Regions from separate parts of the Homo sapiens genome. Here regions 2 and 3 are each linked to region 1. A link is a contact called in ENCODE Hi-C or POLR2A ChIA-PET data. All regions are on one chromosome and are shown on one strand. Each heading gives the region's core, a stretch centred on a gene start or an enhancer-like site at or near the end of the contact. The rest is flanking DNA. Distances are from core to core; before and after follow the strand shown.

The links. A loop is a pair of places that touch in the nucleus more often than their neighbours do. ChIA-PET counts read pairs that join two places held with the same protein, here RNA polymerase II (POLR2A). Pooled maps may share reads with other maps.
Region 2: a pooled map shows a loop between it and region 1 (13-fold over the local background). The contact joins the promoter of TMEM97 here to the promoter of PSMD11 in region 1. A Hi-C loop is called at or near these places in 4 of 50 pooled maps.
Region 3: a loop to region 1 is called in a map of CD4-positive, alpha-beta T cell, with 6 times the contacts of the local background. The contact joins the promoter of IFT20 here to the promoter of PSMD11 in region 1. A Hi-C loop is called at or near these places in 2 of 168 maps with a recorded cell type or tissue (CD4-positive, alpha-beta T cell and CD8-positive, alpha-beta T cell) and 6 of 50 pooled maps. POLR2A ChIA-PET finds 5 or more read pairs at or near these places in 1 of 52 experiments (CD4-positive, alpha-beta T cell).

What each region holds. Positions count from the first base shown.
Region 1 is chr17:32,442,466-32,446,656 of GRCh38, forward strand. It overlaps PSMD11 (proteasome 26S subunit, non-ATPase 11), which reads left to right and starts at 2,045. Exons shown (of 14, transcript NM_002815.4): 1 at 2,045-2,149. The coding sequence starts at 2,059. RefSeq lists a silencer at 1,765-1,934 and enhancers at 1,826-2,441, 2,055-2,134.
Region 2 is chr17:28,316,958-28,321,148 of GRCh38, forward strand. TMEM97 (transmembrane protein 97) reads left to right here and starts at 2,243. Exons shown (of 3, transcript NM_014573.3): 1 at 2,243-2,408. The coding sequence starts at 2,283. RefSeq lists enhancers at 522-1,347, 1,567-1,826, 2,307-2,366.
Region 3 is chr17:28,332,986-28,337,176 of GRCh38, forward strand. It overlaps IFT20 (intraflagellar transport 20), which reads right to left and starts at 2,487. Exons shown (of 5, transcript NM_001267776.2): 1 at 2,355-2,487. TNFAIP1 (TNF alpha induced protein 1) reads left to right here and starts at 2,776. Exons shown (of 7, transcript NM_021137.5): 1 at 2,776-2,871. RefSeq lists silencers at 2,184-2,375, 2,869-2,918 and an enhancer at 2,299-2,828.

The DNA of each region.
Region 1 (4,191 bases), core at 795-3,294:
GGCTAGAAGTGGGTGCCCATCTTCATGAATGTGCACACATGCCAAACTCCTCAAGAGACATGTCTAGTTCATCTCAAAACTTTCACCATGATGATCACACAGGGATGGGCTCATAAGTTTCCACAGTCAGCAAGACTCACTAGCTTGGGAGAAAGATCTGGCAGACACTCCTAGTCTTTTACAGTGGGGGTCCCCAACCCTGGGCCAAGGACCACTACTGGTCAGTGGCCTGTTAGGAATCAGGCCTCACAGCAGGAGGTGAGCGGCTGGGGAGCCAGCATTACTGCCTGAGCTCCGCCCCCTGTCAGATCAGCTGCAGCATTATATTCTCATAGGAGGCAAACCCTATTGTGAACTGAGCATGCCAGGGATTTAGGTTGCCTGCTCCTTATGAGAATCTAATGCCTGATGATCTGAGGTGGAACGGTTTCATCCCAAAACCATCCCCCCTCCTCACATCCGTGGAAAAATTGTCTTCCACAAAACTGGTCCCTGGTGCCAAAAATGTTGGGGTCCACTGTTTTATGGTACTCCCTCTTTGTAGTGAGGCCAGCACTCTATCCTCTCCTATGATTTCTTCTAAAGCCTCCCACCTCAGCCTCCCAAGTAGCTGAGACTACAGGCGTGCGCCACCATGCCCGGATAATTTTTGTATTTTTAGTAGAGTCGGGGGTCTATGTTGCCCAGGCTAGTCTCAAACTCCTGGGCTCAAGCGATATGCCCACCTCGCCCTCCCAAAGTGCTGGGATTACAGGCATGAGCCACCGCGCCTTGCTAGAAGCCATTTAATCCAACTCTCCATCAAAGTCATGAATCCTGTTTACAACAACCTGATGAGATGTCAACTACTTTTCACGTGAACACACCCAGGAATTAGGAAGGCATTCCCTAACCGGCAGCTCTTATCTCTCCCAATCACGATTTGAGCTTCACCAAATAACTCAAACCCCTGTTTCCTCACATATTAAAGGGGAGTAAATATCTGCTTTACAGAACATTGTTGGGAGAATAAAAGGAGATAGAGGAATATAAATGGCCTAATCCACTTACAGAGGAGGGTGTGCAATGTTAGTCCCCTTTTTGCCTCCTTTTATGGGACAGCACATTCCATTTTTGGATCGTCATCACCTAGAGAAAGGTCTTCCTTAATACTGAATTGTCTTTGTATCCTTTTAGCACCTTTCTTAAGTTTAACCCTAAGTGGTCTCATAGAATGTCATTTTTCCGTCCACACGACGTCTTCACTGATATCTGTGACTTTAGTTGAAGGGGCTGAAGATATTGGGAAGAATAATTCAATTTTTTCCTTCCTCCGTCCCTCCCTCCCTCCCTTCCTTCCTTCCTTTTTTTTTTTTTTTCTTTGAGCTGGGGAGCTGGGTGAGGCTTCTGTGGATTCCCAAGAGGTATTTGTGGCGTGAATGGAGCAAAGGTGATGTTTCACTTCATCACGTCCAGCACTGTCCCAAGGTTAAATGGGCGCGTGAGGACAGTTTTCTCCGGTCCTGGCGGGTTTGCCCACCTGCCGGCCAGCGTTCTGCGGGAGTCAAGCCTGGAAAGCGTGTGTGCGGCGCACAGGCGTCAGACACTGGAACGCATTCGAATGGTGCTATTCTTTGCCACATAGCGAGCACTTTATAAGGTCACTTATCGTCCCGAATGAATGGTTAAATCGTGGAAGCCGCAAAGAAAGCCACGCAGCTTTGACTCAATACCTAGCCCAGTACTCAGGAACCCCTCTCAGGGGTGCGCGAGCGGGGCCGGAATCAAGAAGCCTCTTTTGGGGTGGGCGGGGACCGATCTAGAGCTCCCACTGCGGGGCACCGCCTCTTTTCCTCGCCGGCCGCCCGCTAGGAGGCGCTGGGGAGCTTGCAGCCCACCTGCGAGGCGGTCCCGCTCTCCCCACCCCTCAGCCCGCGCCCGGCGGAGAGACTACAACTCCCGGAGTGCTCTGGGAACGGAGCCACGGGAGCTACAGGCGGAGGGACCCGAGGGCGGGCTTTCCGGGTGTGTGTTTCCGGCGTCGGCGGCCGCGGCCGGGGACGGTGTGAGAGCGGTAAGATGGCGGCGGCGGCGGTGGTGGAGTTCCAGAGAGCCCAGTCTCTACTCAGCACCGACCGGGAGGCCTCCATCGACATCCTCCACTCCATCGGTAAAGGTCGCCGCGCCGCCTCCCCGGCCCCGCCGGCCCAGCTCGGCTTATGTCGGTCGGCGGCAGCGGAGAGGGGCCCGGCTAGCCGGCTCTGATGCTGCTGACTCACTGTGTGAGGGGGGCCGGGCCGGGGGCGCAGGCCGCTCGGAGCTCCCCAGAGCCTCCCAGGTCTCACTCTTGTGGGAGGGCTTGAGGCAATCCCCGGGTCCCCTCGCCGGCTGCTGACTCACGGGGGGCTCAGCGTAGGGTGGGAGAGTGGGCCGAGCCGGGCCCCCGGGGATCCCTCCCTAGCCATGTCCCCGGCTCTGGCCCGCACGAGCTGGTCTGGGACCCGGAGCAGTGCCGGCCGGCGTGCTTGTCACGGACTGGTCCTAGAGTCTCTACTTGAAAGGCCTTGGCGAAACCAGCTCTGGACAGGCATTTCCCGCCGTTGTAATCAGCACAGCCTGCTCCGGGTGGGAGCGCGAGCGCTTGCTCTTCTCTGGGAGTTTCCTTCCACGGGACGCTGGGAGCTGCTACTCCTCAGCCCCACGGCAGAAAGCTCCACTAAGAGGAGGGTCTCTTTCAGAATGTGGGAAATTCAGGGGTGACACACACCTCAGATTGGCATTTGGTTTGTGGAGGTGGCCGAGACGCTCATCTGCTCTGTGTAGGGTGTAAGAGTGAGGTGTTGGAGCGGGACCGCCTGGCTAGAGGAGGTGACTAATCTTTCCAGACTGCCTGTAGGGGTTGGAAGTGAGTTAAGGGAGTTAGTTGTCAGCCGCGGAGTTCAGGGAATTCTTTGGAACGGGTCGGCTGCATGTTGCCGGAAAAATTAAAATTTCTTAACGCTGTAATAACGATGGTCTTACACCTACACACAACAGGAAAACTGAAATGGGAATCCCAGCCAGTCGCTTCCGGCAGCTTTCTGTTGGGATTCAAGTGTGAACAGAAATTTATTACGACAGAAGAAGACGTTAATGTTCACTCATAAAGGATTCAATTAGGGCTTGGACTAGCTCTTCACTGCACATGTAATGGCATCTTTGTAGTGTAGTTTGGGAAGATCTGAATTGGCTCAACAAGTAGTATGAGAATGCACCTGTATGTGGGACTTGCAAGATGTTGGCATTTGACTTAGTGTGTTGAATTTTGGTATTCCAGACCTGCACGGAGAAAGGACAATGACAAGATCTTGATACTTTATCATTGGGGATACTAGAGAAGGAGAGGAAGTGGGCGTCAAGGTGTATCTTTGAATGATATTGGTAAAAGGTGTTTCATTTTAAAAGTTCTGATCTTAGGTCAGTTACTTCTACGGAACCAGAGTCATCTCAATCACCGTTACATGGATATTTTATTCTGAGTACACACTATTATTTAGAACTAATGTGAGGAGCATGAATTTTAATAGTCTGTGTCTAGTGTCTAATATTTTTTCTTTCATAAAGTAGAAATTACGTCAAATATTACAATTAGAGTATTTCCTGTTGGCCCACTATTCTAGGGGAGAGTTCCCTGAAAGCTTCACTGTTAGAGCAAGCTTGAGTCATGGTGGTTGACGGCCTTACTTTTTCTGGACTCCATCATGGTTTTTGTCAAGTCATGATGCTTTGTAAGAGTAGTAGTAACTAGTGATGATCACTACAAACTTGGAGAGGCTATTCCATGTTTGAATGTTAAAATAGTTATTAACTGTTGAAAATAGGACAGATAGCACAAAGTTATTTTAACAGACCTCAATGCATTAAAAAGCAGCAGTCTCCCCTAAGTGTAGCTGTGCAGGATCTGGGGCTTTGATAGAGTTGTTTTTCTTGAATGGCTTTATAGACCTGCTTATCCCTAACACACCCATCAGCTGAGGCTTTGCACAGACCTAAAGTTTATTGAAACGCTTTTGACTTACAGGCATCAGTAACTTGGTCAATTGATTTTAGTTTGTGGCATAAACGCACAGGCATGTTTAATATCTTCCCATAAAATAGTGACTGGAACAGATCTTGGCACCATAAGTATGAAGGATTTGTTTTGTTTTAATTTCACTTTAACCAAGTGACCAC
Region 2 (4,191 bases), core at 993-3,492, 4.1 Mb before region 1:
CCCCCAGTAACTGGCACTTGGCTGAGGACTCAGCTTCCCCACAGCCCTCTCCAGCGCAGGCTATTCACCTTCTCGCACCCTTCAAGGTCAGGATAAGCGGCCTCCTCCCTCCGCAAGGCCATGTCCACACAGTTTCCCCTCCACTCTCATCCCATGCTCACCTTCCTTCTGGTTACTCCCCCGTGTGCAGTGGCATTTTCGCCACCACCACCCTGGGTGGCCTTCCCTTGACCTCATCTCCAAAGACCTTCCCCTCCACTCCATTTCAGCCGCACACTCCCACGGGCAGAACCTCTTCCTGACCCCAGGAATTCAGGTATTGCACGCCCTCCTCATAAGCTCCCACCCTTCCGGCCCAGTGACTCCCATCACGCTGGCACGTGTTCCTCAGCAGGCCTCCACTGTCTCCCTGTCTTACAGCCCCCTTTGGCCTCACCTCTCCCTCTCCCCCTACCTAGCTTGAACTGCAACCTTCTGCACCTCAATCACTCTTCTTCAGCTCTTCAAAGCCACCTTTCGCTTTTCTGAACCCAAACTCTGTAGGGGTCCAACAGCCTTCTTCTGGGTAGACCCCGCACTAGAGAAATGCAAAGCACACAGCCTAAGAGATTGGGGCCTCCGGGTCAGCGGCCCCCCACCTCAGCTGGGCCTTCAACACTGCCATAATCCCTCTGTCCTAGCCCACAGCGCCCCAAGGGAAGGGGAAGCTGGGCGGAGCGCAGTGCACCCACCTAACCCACCCCAATCCTTCCATTCCCTCCGCCTCCTCCAGGGCTTTGAGCCGCATTTCCTGCTCTTCTCGAGTAGGGGTAACCTCTCCCACTGTCAAAACTAAACTAGCTCAAGTCTTTCTCACCTGCAAAATAAACTCTCGAGTGCATCTCTCTCCAGCTACTGCCCCATGTCTTCTCCCCTTCGTGACCAGCTGTCTACACTTCCTGCCTCCATTTCCCCACTTTCTTACTCCCTGGCTCCTGCCCCCACGACACAACTGTTCCCCACAGGGCCACAGGCGGGCATCACTCAGTGTTGACAGGCTGCCCCTCCCTGTGACATAGCCCCCTGCTAGTACGCTCCTATCTCAGTCCCCTCCTCCCATGACCTGAGGCTGGAGCTCCCCCAGGATCTCTCCCAGGCCCTCTGCTCGCCATCAAAGGCGGATGCCTCACAAGCTTACGACTCCAGACAGGCTCACCCAACTGCCTCCTCCACCCAACGCTGCAGCCCACTCAAGGTCCACGTAGTCCAAGCTGCATTCCTTCCTCGCACTCCCTTGCCCTGTGTCCCCTCTTAGCAAATGGCAGCCTCGGCGATCCTGCCCCGAGACAGGCCTGCGCCCAGCGTGGAGATGAACATCAGTATTTGCTGAACGTGTAAACGAATCCTTGACCTTCCCTCATGCTCCACAGCCGGTGAGGATTCCTGTCCATTTTACTGCCTCCTACGTCCCTCGAGTCCTCCCCTCTGCTTCTTTGTTCACCGCGGCCAGCTGCCTCCCCAGACCCGCAACCCCGGCTGGGCCGGGAACCTGCACCGCGGCGCTCGTGCCCCGCTCTGCGACCCCTGCTCCGTGACGGCCGCACTGCACCGGGGTACCGCGGCCCAGCACAGGCGCTGGTCACTAGTACACGAACTAGCTAGGACTACAGGTGCACACCACCACACCTGGCTAATTTTTTATTTTTTGTAGAGATAATGTCTTACTAAGTTACCCAGGCTGGTCTTCTGGGCTCAAGCCATCCTCCTGCCTCGGGCTCCCAAAGTGCAGACATTACAGGCATGACCCACCGTGCACAGCGTCAGCTTTATTTTTTTAATGCTGACTTACTGCAGAAGGCCCAAGGGCCAGTGCAGTTTTCATACTGCTGTTGTAGTGGCGAACGGAGCCACGAGGGAAGGGAGCGCCGCCGGCAGCTGCCGGGACACCAGGATACCACGCGGCCAGCACCGAAACGCTAGGCTCGCGCTCACAACCGCAATCTACACTGAGTAGCCGCGCGCCGAACGGCGTGACTAAGCCCCGCCCACACGGCGCTCCTGGCGGCCAATGGAAATGGCTTACGAGACGCCTTCTCCACGCGCTATACTTATACGGACCAATGGGTGCGCCCTGTGGGGAGTGCCGCCCCCTGTCCACGAGCCTCCTCTTCTCGCCAGCCAATGGAAGCGGTCTGCCTAGCCCTCGCGGGGGCAAGGCGGCGACCGAGGCGCGTGGGTCTGGGAAGGCGCGCGGATTTGGCCCCTCTTCTCACATCAGCGGGTCCAGGCCCAACCGACAGACTATGGGGGCTCCGGCAACCAGGCGCTGCGTGGAGTGGCTGCTGGGCCTCTACTTCCTCAGCCACATCCCCATCACCCTGTTCATGGACCTGCAGGCGGTGCTGCCGCGCGAGCTCTACCCAGTCGAGGTGAGGGGCGCCCCTCTTATCCCGGCCCGCTGAGGCTCTCCCGGCGCTGCGTCCACAGGGCCTTCACCTCCTCCGCGCTCGCGCACTCTGGGTTCCAGTTGCCTCTCTCGGGTCCTGCCCATGCCTCCCCCGCTCCTAACCCAACTTTAGTTCGGTGTTTTCCTCGGGCTTTGTCTCTATCCCAGCCCCTTCTCCCAAGCGGCGGGGGCGAACGCTTTGTTTCCTTTAAAGTCACTTCTTCCCTGGGTTTAAGGTTTCCCGCGATTCCACCTCTGGCCGGTTGTCAGTGTCTGAGGGAAGTAGTCTGGATGAAGTGGTGTCCAAAGTCACATGTTAGGTTTGCTTTAAGCTTCTGGTTTTTTGTTTGTTTGTTTGGAAGGGCTTTAAAATACCAGTCTGATCCCAAAGAAAAAATCCGAGTAGAAATAGACCTGTCTGAAGGTTTAGCACCTTGGTTGGTGCAGCTGGGGCGTTCACAGATCGTCACTGCTTCGAGATCAGGTTCCAGCAACTTCCAGAGCTCAGGAGTAAATTGCCATCTTTTCAGATTGGCTCTTCAATATTGGGTTCGAGTAACAATGATCTCCTGAGTAAAAATAAAGGTGAAAATCCCGATTTCCTGGTTGTTGGAGAGCATTCTTTCAACCCCAAACTCTGCTTTAATGCTTTGTTTTTTTCTTCAAAGCTATAGTTTTAGTTTCCCGGTTCGTTGAGGTTTTTTTCTCGTATCTGGACCCTGTGACCTTCTTCCATGGAATTCCTGTCCTCAGTTTTGTTTCTCCATCTTATCTATAACTGTAGGCAGGACTGACTTGTCTACCCGAAGATTTTATTTTGCGTCTGTTTTTCCTTAAATGCTTTTTATCTGCCGAGGAGGGGTTCTTTACCTGAGGGTCATGAACTCCCAAAAATGGGTGCAAGTGTGTGTGCCTTTTGTTTCCTGCAAGGAGAATATAGCTTCCATCGACTTTTCAAGGGGCCTAACTCTCCCAAAAAGGCCACGGCTCAAGAATGTTCTACCACTCCCATAAGTCACTCTTTTTTGTTTGCTTCTAGAACCAAACACAACTGGAAGACCTCTGACCTCCTTTTGCATGGGAAAAGCGTAGGTAGCGTGTAGCAAGTTGCAGTCTGGGGACTTGGTTCTTCCAAGAACTGGAGGTGACTTGGGCAGGTCAGGGCTCTATATCCTCCTCAACTGTTGAGAGAGTTGAGTTAAATTATAAGCTCAAACATATACAGGGTGGGTTAGTTTTCATATTGCTGTTGTAGTTACCACAAATGTAGTGATTTAACAGATTTATTTGTTTACAGTTCTGGAGGCCAGAAGTTCACAATGAAATCTTACAGTGCTCAAATCAAGGCAGGGCTCACTCCTTCTGAGGGCTCCAGGGGAGAATCTGGTTCTTGCCTCTTCCATTTTCTGGTGGCTGCCAATGTTCCTTGGCTTGTGTTCACGTCACTTCAATCTCTGCTTCGGGTCATCACATTGCCTCCCTTTCTGTAGTCAGAGTTCCCTCTGCTTCGCTTTTATAAAGACACTTGTCATACATTCAGGGCCCACCAGATAACCCAGAAAATCTCCCATTTCAAAATCCTTAATTACATCTGCAAAGTCCCTTTTGCCAAATAAAGTAATAGTCACAGGTTCCAGGGATTAGGATGTGGTTATCTTTGGGGGCCATTATTCAGCCTACTACAGGGCCAGAGAGTACAGACTCTTCCCAAAGACCGAAGAGGTCATCGCAGCTCTGCAGTAACCATTAATTGCCCTGAAGAAAGG
Region 3 (4,191 bases), core at 1,237-3,736, 4.1 Mb before region 1:
TTACCAAGCCACCTTGCATTCCTGTTCCAAAGGATGCCTCAATTCTAGGAAGGAAATACTGAAAACTCACTCTTGTTCTGGCTCAAAACACACACACACACACACACACACACACACACACAATTAAACATAGACATCTTTATGACCTGTTTAAAAAGGGAGGCAATGCTACTTACATCTAGCAATTGGCTGCTATGCCAATTCTAAAACCCAGGTGCTCCAAAGTCTACCATCACCTGGACTTGCACCAGCCCCTTCCCTCTGCCCCCACTGCCCCCAGCCTCAGCTGTTTCCCTTCTGGCTTCCTTAGAGAAGTCCTGTTCTGAATGGGGTGATTCTGGGGTTGGCTGTCCAGGGCAGGTGTGCCAAGGAGGAGCAATGGCTGGAAAATAATCAAGTCTCACTGTTTCCAGAACTTCTGGTTTTTAAGATGACCAGAAATCCAGTACCTCAATGTTGGTATGTAATCCAAAAATTTTAAGTAAGGGGGAAAACCCACATCCAACACTGCATGGGCCAACTAATACATGTCTATGAGCTGTCTGTAGACGACTCTGGCCTTTGGCCTCACTGGAATCCACTGATGTAAGTGAGCTAGCATCATCCTTTTGAAGCATTTTGTTCATCTGTAGCTTCCTTAAAATAGGGCTTTTTAAAAAGATCTGGCCAGTGCAGTAGCTCATGCCTGTAATCCCAGCACTTTGGGAGACTGAGGTGGGAGGATCACTTGGGCACAGGAGTCTGAAACCAGCCTGGGCAATGTGGCAAAATACCGTCTCTACAAAAGATTTCTAAGATAGCCAGACCTGGTGACAGGTGCCTGTAGTCCCAGCTACTTGGGAGGGTAAGCTGGGAGGATCGCTTAAGCCCAGGAGGTGGAGGCTGCAGTGAGCCGTGTTCACACCACTGCACTCCAGCCTGGGCAACAGAGTGAGACCCTGTCTCAAAAAAAAAACCAAAAAATCTGTCTTTCGCAGCTACAGGTCATTAATCTGACCAGCTGCTCCAGAAAGATTGAAGTAACATGAGGGAGCAAATATCTGCTTCAACTTCCACCCCCTTCCCTGAGAGCATGCATTTATTCAGAAACATCCACTCAGTCCCTGCTCTGGGGACAGACTAGTGAAAACAATGCCTCTGGACAGATGGTAAAGAAATAATCACAAATCGTGATATTACTATAAGGAAAAGTACATGGTGCTGTGTGAAGTGCTGCAGGAGGACACAGTTCATGGGGGGCGGACTTGGAGGGGAGGGCCAACAGAGGCCTTCTGAAAAAAATGACACTTAAACAGACCTAAAGACTGTCCAAAAGTATGTCAAGTGAAAGGGGAAGCAAGGCATTGCAGGCAGAAGGAAACACGTATGTGAAGATCCTGAGGCAACAGGAAATTTGATGCATTCCGAGAACAGAGACTGAGCAAGAGAAGGGAACAGAATGAGGCTAGACAGGGAGACAACAGCTGGATCACCGAAGGCTCTGAAAGACGCAGTCATGAGCTTGGATTTTATCAGAAGGGTAATGGGACAGCCAGCGGGTTCTCAGCAGACCAACAAAATCAGACTTAGAAAGATCACTCTTGCTCAGCCTGAGAGAACCGATTGGAGGGAACAAGAGAGGGCAAAGCCCCAAGTACCTTCTTGTTCATCACTCTAACCCTAGCACCTAGCATGGTGCCCACACATAACTGGCACTCAGTAAATGTTTGTGGAATGAATGACCGTGGAAACAGGAGACTATTGCAGTAACCAAGGCTGGCAGCCGAACACAAGTGTTCCGAGTTGAGATGTTTTGTAAGTCGAGGTGATGGGGCTTAGCAATGGACTGACTGAATGTGGGGGTTTGGGGATAAGAGAAAAACAAGTCAGGCATGACTCCCATGAATCTGGCTTGGCCCACCTATCTGATTGGAAGGGCTGGCTTAAAGAGATAGGTAAGATGGAAGAAGAGGTGCAGGGAAAGAGTTCACAGATTATCTACCAACTCCCATCACACGCGTGTCTGAGCATCTGAGCAACACCTGGCCCAAGAGCTGGGACTAAGCTCCCTGAGCATGAGGCGGTGGCATACTTTCTGCGCCCCGGCTCTCCCAGATGCATGCGAGGCACTGCGAGCCGACTCTTTACTATGTAAACTCCCCGAACTTATCCGAGCCGCAGTTTCCTCGTAAGATCGTGGCAAGCATCAACGCATCAAACTCCAGGCCTAAGCTGGGTGTGAAAGCGCCCCCCTGAGAGTGGGGCGGAATTCCCACGTCTCTCCCCGCCCGGTACTGCCTTTCCTCAGGACGCGGGCCTGTCAGGCTCCTCTCGCCCCTGGTCCGCCCGCGTCCCCCGACCCGAGGTCAGCCTACCTGCCGGCCCCGCGGCGGCAGCGCGCTGCAGCCCAGGCTGATGTAGACAGGCAGCTTCTCCTGGGTCAGCGACAGCCGGTACCCAGCCAGCCTGCCACGGCCGCTGCCACGGATACAGAGCCTGTTTACCTATGACGTCACTACCTTCCTGACTCCGGAAGCACTTACAGCCCCCATTCCACAGAGCCTGCTGGGAAACAGAGGCCCGAGGGGAGGCCCGGCCTACAAGACCCAGAAGCCTTAGCGCCGGCAAGGCGGCCAGAAGTAGCTCTGCTCTCTCCGCGAAGACCCTCGGGGGATTCCGCCTCCACCCTTTCCCGGATAGAGCGCTATGCATGCAGGGACTTGTAGTCTCAGGCTCCCCAGCCGGCTGGGCTGGGCAGCACTCCGGGCGGAGTCGACGAGCGCAGGATGTGAGCTCACAGCTTGGGACTGCTGAGGGGCAGGCGGCTGCAGGCTAGGGGCGGCTCGGAGTCCGCTGGCCACCCAGCTGAGAGGAGAGGCGCCCCCGGGGACGGTGAGAGCCGGGCCCGCCGATGCCCTCGGGGAAGGGATGGACGGCCCCTGCTGGAGTAGAGCGAGCCCGGCCGGGTCCTGGGGGAAAAGGCGCGGGCGGCGTAGGGGAGATGGAGAGCTCCGATCTCCCACGGAGGGTGGGCGTGAGAACCGGTGTGGGTTTCTCGGTAGTGAGGAGTGGTCCGGGCTAGAGAAGAGCCCACACCGGCCACATTTCCCAGGACTTTTTGGGTGACGCTTAACCTTTACACCTAGGGTTTCTGCTAGATCCGCCACTCTAGCCCTCAGCTTTCCTCCCGCCGTCCTCCGTGTCTGACGGATTTCTGGGTCCTTCTTCCTTTTAGACCCCTCCTCTTTCCACCTCCGCGGCTGTTTGCCCTTTGTTGTGCTTGGGTTCCCATTAGCTTCGTTGCGTGAGCCACGGATCCGCCCTTAGCCCCGGGCATCCCCAAATATCCACACACAAAGTGCGGAAGGAAGAGCACTGTGGCTATCAGTGGAAACTTCATTCTCACTGGAATTACTTTCTGGGGCGTCACCTGCCACAGAATTCCTGGAACCCATTGGTCTGGGCGGAATGTGATTGACGTCATCCAGGGGCTCAAAGCAATTGCTTTGTAGGAAAGGAAGAGATTAGCTCTGGATCCGCCGACCTCTCTTGGCAGGCCTATCCTTTGAGCTCCTTTGCATTGGCAGAACATGTATGTGTGCTTTCTCTGATCCTGGGAAAACTAGGACTAGACACAAAATACACAGGGAACTTGCTAATACCTGTTAGAGAGGTGGATTTATTCCTTTGAGGTGGGCGGGAAAAGGGAAGGTGATCTCATACCATTCTAGTGTTTCTTAGTCATTGGCAACCTCCTGGTGAGGGCTCACCTCCCATACCCAACCCCTGTGGCAAATGAAAGAGTCTCCCAGACAAGCCGCCAAAGGAATTCACTGCTTCACACAGCACCCACGCTGGCTGTCCACTTCCTTGGACATTCTTCCCAGGGACTTACCTAAATCTTTTCAGGGACAATTTCAGTCTAACAAACTGACGTATGTTAAATACTTAAAATGTGCATGGCATTGTGCTGAGCACCATTAGGGGAACACAGCGGTAAACTTGGGAAACCAGTGCCCTGCTTCTGGGTTGCACTTACAAGGCATGAGCAACTGTAAACTCCTGCATGTGATGAGCATTCGGTGAAATCATTCCACTTTTTTTCTGTCTCCATTATTACCAATGTGGTCCAGGCTGCCATCATCTCTTCTTGCCTAGACTACTGCTTCCTCTGGTCTTCCCACTTTCTCTCTTGCACCTTTACAATTCATT